Linked DNA regions of Mus musculus: regions 2 and 3 are each linked to region 1. A link is a loop called in an ENCODE intact Hi-C map of the cell type or tissue named here. Cell type or tissue: heart. All regions are shown on one strand.

Region 1 (2,500 bases):
TACTTTCTGCCAAGCTTGTGGGCCTTAAGTCGTTAGAAAGGAAGCTGAAGACCTCAGTGGACTGTGACACAGAAAGAAGTATAAATGCCAAGTTGTCACAGATCTGAGGAACAGAAACCATAACCAAGGCAACTCTTTCTTTTTTTTCTCTCTCTTTTTTTGGTTTGGTTTTTCTGAGACAGGGTTTCTCTGTATAGCCCTGGCTGTCCTGGATCTCACTTTGTAGACCAGGCTGGGATTGAACTCAGAAATCCACCTGCCTCTGCCTCCCGAGTGCTGGGATTAAAGGCGTGTGCCACCACGCCTGGCCACAAGGCAACTCTTATGACAATATTTAATCAGGGCTGGCTTACAAATTGAGAGGTTCAATCCATTATCAAGGTGCCAGAGCATGGCAACATCCAGGCAGGCATGGTGCAGGAGGAGCTGAGAGTTCTACATTTTCATCTGAAGGCTGCTAGCAGAATACTGCTTCCAGGCAGCTAGGATGAGGGTCTTAAAGCCCACACCCATAGTGACTCACCTACTCCAACTGGGCCACACCTTCTAATAGTCCCATTCCCTGGGCCAAGGATATGCAAACCATCACAGACTCCAACTCCAGGTCCTCCTGTTTCTGCCTCTGCCTTTGCTACCTAAATGCCTCAATTACAAGACACACGTGTCCATGCCTAGTTCAGAGGTCCTTCCTTCCTTCCTTCCTTCCTTTTTGAAACAGAGTCTCTTACTAAACTCACTGTATAGACCAGGCTGATCTCTACCTCACAGAGACCCTCCTGCCTCTGCCTGCAATGTTTTGGGAACCAGCTGACCAATTGAGGAAGGGTCTCATATAGCCCAGGTTGACCTGGAACCAGTTATGTAGCCAAGGCTAGTTTATAATAATCCTTTTGTGACTACTTCCCAAATGCTGGGATTGATTATAGAAATGGGTCTCTTGTTGAGTTCTTCAGACTCCACATACCAAACCCAATAGGCATTTACTCATGCTAAAGTCTGGGGTAGAGGGCCCAAGCCAAGCACCCCCAAAACAAGAGGGAAAGCAATAACAGCCAAATCTCTACATTGCTGTTTTAGCCAGTACCATAAGGATATCACCCCCACCTTATTTAACCTTTACAAGGATTCTTTGAAACCACAGGTGTAACTCTTTGTTGCTGCTCTCCTTGAGCGTCACTTGTCTATAAGGCCAATATCTGCTGCTCATTCTATAAAATGCTAGTGTTGCAAATAAATGCTAAGAAAAATCTTTAAGGTAAATTTGTTGTAATTTCTTCTTTTAGCACTAAGAACTTTAGAAAGCTTTGTTAGGAGAAGGGTAGCCTAAAGAATACTGAAAGAATAATTACAAAAATTCCTGTTCGGATCTTGGTTTAGAGAGTTACTTGAGTAAGCAAGATTCTGCAGCCTACAGTAGCCGAGCGACCAAAAGCGGGAGGAGTTGCTACTAGCAGGCTAGGCGGGAACGCAGACGCAGCTCCCGGAAGTCCCGCCCGACTGAGCGGTTCCTTGGGGGAAGACGTGCCGTTTTGGCGGGGAATTGTGACGTCCGTGGAGCCCGGGTACCTGCTCCGGCCGCGGCCAGTAGACCGATTGGCAGGACAGCGGGTGCGAGCGGCTGGGTCTCGGGACCCGGGGGGTACCGCGAGGTGTTCCAGAAGCTGGAGCGTGGGCACTGGAGGGCTGCCTCCACCGCAACGGCGAGACGGAAGTCCCGCGGCGGCCCGAGCCCGGATTCCGGGCGGTACCGGGTGCTCTGGGAGCGGCGGTGCCCGGGCTTCCGGCTCTGGCAAGCCCGGCCGCCTCGCGCGTAGAGGCGGGTCCTCACCGCGTAAGAAGGGGAGCTGGATGAGCGCTTGTGTGGCGCGGGGAGACAGAACCACTCTCCGCCCCGAGGCCGCCGACTCCCGGAGGAACGTTCTTTCATTCCCTTGCTGGACTCAGGGCATAACTGTTGACCTGACATCACAGCTCCTGCTTGTCTCGGGCCCGTGGGAACTCAGGCCTTCTGGATCTCAGTCCGCTGCTGTGTGTGAGAGTAAACACCAAACGGCTCGCTGCTTTTCTCCGTTCTGGGCGTGATTAGGCGAAAGACGACTTTAGTCCCTTTCTGATTTTAACGTTGGGTAGGTCTCATTAGCATATGAAGATGGCTGCACCTAAAACCTCCATCCCTTCCTTAGCCGAATGTCAGTGCGGGATCTGTATGGAAATCCTCCTAGAGCCTGTAACCCTACCTTGCAACCACACGCTCTGTAACCCATGCTTCCAGTCCACTGTTGAAAAGGCCAATCTATGCTGTCCCTTCTGTCGTCGCCGGGTCTCTTCGTGGACTCGGTACCATACCCGAAGAAATTCTCTGGTCAATACAGACCTGTGGGAGATTATTCAAAAACACTATGCAAAGGAATGCAAGCTTAGAATCTCTGGACAAGAATCAAAGGAAATCAGTAAGTAAAATTAAGCATGTTTATTGGGTAAAACGGCCCAAAATCCCTTT
Region 2 (2,500 bases), 55 kb after region 1:
GGAAAATGAGTAAGGAGGTAGAGGTGGATATGATCAAGATACCCGATAAACATATATGAAACCATCAAAGTATAAATAAAAACTATCCTAAATAACTGAAATTGGTCAGGATTTCTATTGTTGTCATGAAACACCTTGGCCATAAAGCAAGTTGGGGAGGAAAGGGTTTATTTGGCTTATACTTCTACATTGCTGTTAACCACTGAAAAAACAGGGCAGGAACCTGGAGGCAGGAGCTGAGGTAGAGGCCATGGAGGGGTGCTGTTAACTGGTTTGCTTCCCATGGTGTGCTAGCCTGCTTGCTTATAAAAGCAGGGACCACCAGTCCAGGCATGGCACCGCCCATAGGCGGGCCCACTTTCACTGGTCACTCACTGAGAAAATACAGCTGGATCTCATGGAGGCTTTTCCTCCCCTGAGGCTCCTTTTTCTCTCACGACTCTAGCTTGTGTCAAGTTGACACACCAGCAATGCAATAAGTATTTAGAATTGTGCAAGTTACACACTATTACCTTATTTAAAAATAAAGTATGAAAACTAAGCTAAATGCCCCTTTCTTTTTTCTTTCTTTTGTTTTTTTAAAGATTTATTTATTTAAATGTAAGTACACTGTAGCTGTCTTCAGACATTCTAGAAAAGGGCATCAGACCTCATTACGGATGGTTGTGAGCCACCATGTAGTTGCTGGGATTTGAACTGAGGACCTTGGGAAGAGCAGTCAGTGCTCTCAACTGCCGAGTCATCTCATCAGCCCTCCTAATGCCCCTTTCATCATGTTTTTTTTTCGAGACAGAGTTTTTCTGTGTAGCCCTGGCTGTCCTTGTCATTCTGTAGACCAAGCTGGCCTCAAACTCAGAAATCCGCCTGCCTCAGTCTCCCAAGTGCTGGGATTAAAGGAATGTGCCACCACTGCCCGGCTCATCAAGTTCTTTTTTAGTTGTAACTATTATCGGTGTTTTCAGGACCACTTTCCAGTGTTCTCTTTATTTTATTTACTGTATCTGCATATATCTTTGTTTAAGGATAAAAAACAACTCCCCCCCCAAAAAACCTCCCGATTTAATATCTTTAGAAAGTAAGAATGAGCCTGGGGGGAGATATACTGAGACATTTGTTGAAGAAAAACAGAGCGAACAATCATTTACTAAAGTCTACTATAGACTGGTTCATTTTTTACTAAGCTATTAACTTACACTTTAGAATTTAAGAAACGTCACATAAAACCAAACAAAATACCTACTTTATGTGAAACCCTGAGCGTTTCATCAAGAGTTTGGTATTTCAGGTCTGAAGATTCTTTGGGATGTTGGGATTCAATGCGGTACTTAGGAGGATATCTCCGGAATTCAGAGAAGGCACCAAATGTTTCAAAGAATAGCTACCAGCCAGCAGCACAGGCTTCAAACCAAAGCGGCGGCTCGCGGAGAGTACGCCTGCGCAAAACGCGCACAGACAGGGAGAGGGCGGAGCTTCGGGCCTGCCAGTGCGCCTGCGCACAGCACGCCGCGGAGTGGGGGAGGGAGCCCCGTGTGTGTCTGTGTTGTTGTTCCGCGGCGGCGGCGGCGGCGGTAAGATGGCTGCCCACGGGGGCTCCGCGGCGTCGTCGGCGCTGAAGGGGTTAATCCAGCAGTTCACCGCCATCACCGGTAAGAGACGCGGTTACGGGAAGGTGAAGAGTCGGCTACGGGGAGGCTGTCGGGGCTGTCCCGGGCTTCGCCTCACCTTGGTGCATTCCTCACTCGGGCTCTCCCCTCAGCTCCTGCCCTCTCCTGAGGCACAGGCGACGACGGCGGCGGCGGCCGGGGTCTGCGGTTCAGGCGGGAGGCAGGTTTCCCCCGCCCCCACCCCGCGCGTGCCCCTCAGTCCCTGGATTCGGTCTCCCCTTATTCCCAGACAGGCCCCCCACGCCCCCAGCCGGTCCAGTACAGGGGATGGGCCGAGCCCGCGGTGCCAGGGGCCCGGGACCTGCGGGCCGGAGGAGTAGGGGGCCGCACCCGGGCCACCGCCCTCTTCCTCCCTCATCACCTCCTCTCGGTATCGTGCTGCCCGCGGACCAGGCGGTGCAGTCCGTTCCCCCCATGCCATCCTCTCTTCCCGGCCAGGTCATCGTCCCTGTCCCTCGGCCCCGGCCTACCCTTCCCCTCGCTGGGCCCCCCCGGAGCCTTGGCGGTGGCCCTGCCGTGTGAGGGCCGTCTCGCTTTAACGGTGAGGCGGGTGGGTTCTGCTGCGCCTTCACACATCCCGGGGGACTTGCCGCCGGGAACAAGGGGTGCGGAGGGGCACCTTAGGGACCGAGGGTTTCACATAGGAATAGGGGGGGGGGGAACCCTGAGCTTAGTGTGTGTGTGAGGCCTAAAGTAATCCTGGGTGGCCTTTCCCACCTCCTCATAATAAAACCAAACATCGAGACGATGGCGCCCGAGTCTTTGCTGATAAAATGGGGATGGCGGCAGAAACTTCTTGCAGAGAAATCTGTTTCTAGGTGTCAGTATCCGTGAAA
Region 3 (2,500 bases), 180 kb after region 1:
ACCTTTACGTTATAGGACAATAGTAAATAAACATCAATAGGACAATGCCATAGCTCCATGGTAAAGCAGGTGCAGGGATCCCTGGGTTTTTAATTCTTAGTATCAAAAGAAAACCACAGCAGGTGGCAGCAGCACAAACCTTTAATCTCAGCACTCCGGAGGCAGAGGCTTGGAGGATCTCGCTGAGTTCGAGGCCAGCCTGATCTACAGAGTAAGTTCCAGGCCAGCCTGATCTACAGAGTAAGTTCCAGGACAGCCAGAGCTACACAGAGAAACCCTATCTCAAAGGAAGGAAGAAACACACTTATTATTTTCTATTATATTGTCCTGTTTTACTTAATTCTAATGTTTGGGCCAGCAAGATTGATTCATAGGTAAAGGAGCTTGCCGCCAAGCCCATCAGCCTGAGTTCAGTCCCCAGACCCCACACAGTGGCTCCCACAAGTGTCCTCTGTTCTCTATGTGTCTCCATGGTGTGCTTGCATATGCTTGCTCTCTGTCTCTTTCTTTTATACCCATACACACATACTAGATAAAAGCAAAAATTTCAGTAAGAATGTATTTCCTGTATTATAACCTGATGTGGCACCCACAGCACTGAAAGAACGCAGATTGAGAAGTCTTCCTCTCAGCCTGTCTCCCCGCCATCACGTCTCTCTTAACAGCAACCAGGACGATCAGCTTCTTGTGTCTGTCCAAGTACCTAGCTTATGGCTCCTGCACCATGTCATGGGCTCAGTTTTCCAGTAAAGTGTTGTCTCCACACCTTTGCTATTGCAAACAACGCCACAGTGAGAGTATGTCTGAAAGACCGTGTCCTGGAGTGACAGTGGCTGGCTCGAAGGAGCCAAGCATTTGCCATTTGTCTTTGATAAAGGTTGCTGAATTATGTTCCTATCAGCAATGTATGATTTCTCAGTTTAAATATTACATGTTTATGGATAGAGCTATTTTAAAAATCTAAACCTCTGGGCTGGCGAGATGGCTCAGCAGGTAAGAGCACTGACTGCTCTTCAATAATGAGATCTGATGCCCTCTTCTGGTGTATTTCAAGCCAGCTACAGTGTACCTGTACTATACATAGTATAATAATAAATAAATCTTTGGGCCTGAGCGAGCGGGCCGACTGGAGTGAGCAGGGTTGACTGGAGCAAGCAGAGGTCCTAAAAATTCAATTCCCAAGAACCACATGAAGGCTGACAACCATCTGTACAGCTACAGTGTACTCGCATACATTAAATAAATAAATCTTTAAAAAATTCCAAACCTCTTTTTAAAAAAAAGATTTATTTATTTTTATTTATTTGAGTACACTATAGCTGTCTTCAGACACACACCAGAAGAATGTATCAGATCCCATTACAGAGGGTTGTGAGCCACCATGTGGTTGTTGGGAATTGAACACAGGACCTCTGGAAGAGAAGTCAGTGCTCTTAACCACTGAGCCATCTCTCCAGCCCAAATCCAAACCTCTTGACAACCATTTTCCTTTTCCCTGATCCACAGCCCTTAAGAGGCTTTTTTGATTTGTTTTGTTTTAGTGCTGTGTTTTTGAGACAGATTTTCTCTTTGTAGCCTTTGCTGTCTTCAAACTCAAAGAAATCTGCCTGCCTCTGCCTTCTTAGTGTAGGATTAAAGGCATGCGCAACCACCACCAGGCAAGAGGTTTTATTTGGCAGTAATCATGCCCTGGATAAACCTCACTGGCTGAGATACTGCTGTGCAAAGCTTACAGCCCCCGGGACAAGGGGAGAAGTATGTCTCCAGGCTTCAGTTCTGTCAATCAGACGGGACTCTGGTCCTTCTTTCCTTAAGAGGTGGCCATGTTCCTACTGCTGCCCTCTGCTGCCACCGTGAAATAAGTTCCTCTTTTAGTGTCCTTAGGCTCCTGGACTTGCTCATTTGAAACACAATGAGCAATATGTTTATTTGACCCTGGAATTGGTCTCATGCACTTGCAGATGATTTCCTGGCTTTTCTTTTCATAGGCCACTACAGTTATTACAAATAACTCAACAGACAGTTCTTTTTTATCCTAATTAATGGGAAAAGGAAAAGATCTGCTTGTCTCGGCCTTCCAAGCACTGGTATTAAATACATGCTTTACCATGCCTAGCTAGGATTTATTTTCAAAGCAAAGTGTTACTTATTAGTAATCAAGGCAAACTGAAAATGAGAATGTTAGCAGTCAGAGCGGAGTTTTACATTCTGTTTAAACAAACCTGAAATGTCGTAAATTACAGGGAGAGGGTTAGGGAGCTGAAGAGATGGTGTAGTGGTTAAAAGACCCCAGTTCAGGTCCCAGCACCTATGGTGGGCAGTTCCCAGTCGCCTAGGAGTCTGGCTCCAGGCAGTTGGATGCCTCTGGGATAGGTACTTGCATTTACATGCACACACCTCCTCCATACATATATTAAAAGTTCATCTTTTCTTAAGGCAAGGATTTTGAAGTTCAGGATATGTATTCATTGACTAAATATTTAATATATCTTAGGTGGCA

Evidence for each region. A loop is a pair of places that touch in the nucleus more often than their neighbours do. Peaks named below come from ENCODE experiments on the same cell type or tissue, not always from the same donor. Only the 100,000 strongest peaks of a DNase experiment are listed, where the experiment ranks them.
Region 2: it touches region 1 in a loop (7-fold over the local background); 10 of 42 quality-filtered maps call a loop at or near these places.
Region 3: a loop joins it to region 1, with 2.3 times the contacts of the local background. A loop is called at or near these places in 13 of 42 quality-filtered maps.

The regions. Positions count from the first base shown.
Region 1 is chr16:32,275,966-32,278,465 of GRCm38, forward strand. It overlaps Rnf168 (ring finger protein 168), which reads left to right and starts at 1,496. Exons shown (of 6, transcript NM_027355.2): 1 at 1,496-2,450. The coding sequence starts at 2,144. In heart, no CTCF peak of the experiment used is centred here; a DNase peak (open chromatin) is centred at 1,526; H3K4me3 peaks cover 1,499 bases; H3K27ac peaks cover 1,781 bases.
Region 2 is chr16:32,330,715-32,333,214 of GRCm38, forward strand. It overlaps Ubxn7 (UBX domain protein 7), which reads left to right and starts at 1,538. Exons shown (of 11, transcript NM_177633.4): 1 at 1,538-1,646. The coding sequence starts at 1,574. In heart, no CTCF peak of the experiment used is centred here; DNase peaks (open chromatin) are centred at 1,497 and 2,087; H3K4me3 peaks cover 1,900 bases; H3K27ac peaks cover 1,849 bases.
Region 3 is chr16:32,458,880-32,461,379 of GRCm38, forward strand. All of the region lies in intron 3 of Pcyt1a (phosphate cytidylyltransferase 1, choline, alpha isoform), which reads left to right. Among named protein-coding and RNA genes, the nearest start is that of Slc51a, 28 kb to the right of the region's middle. In heart, CTCF peaks have their summits at 1,052 (motif pointing left) and 1,842 (motif pointing left); no DNase peak of the experiment used is centred here.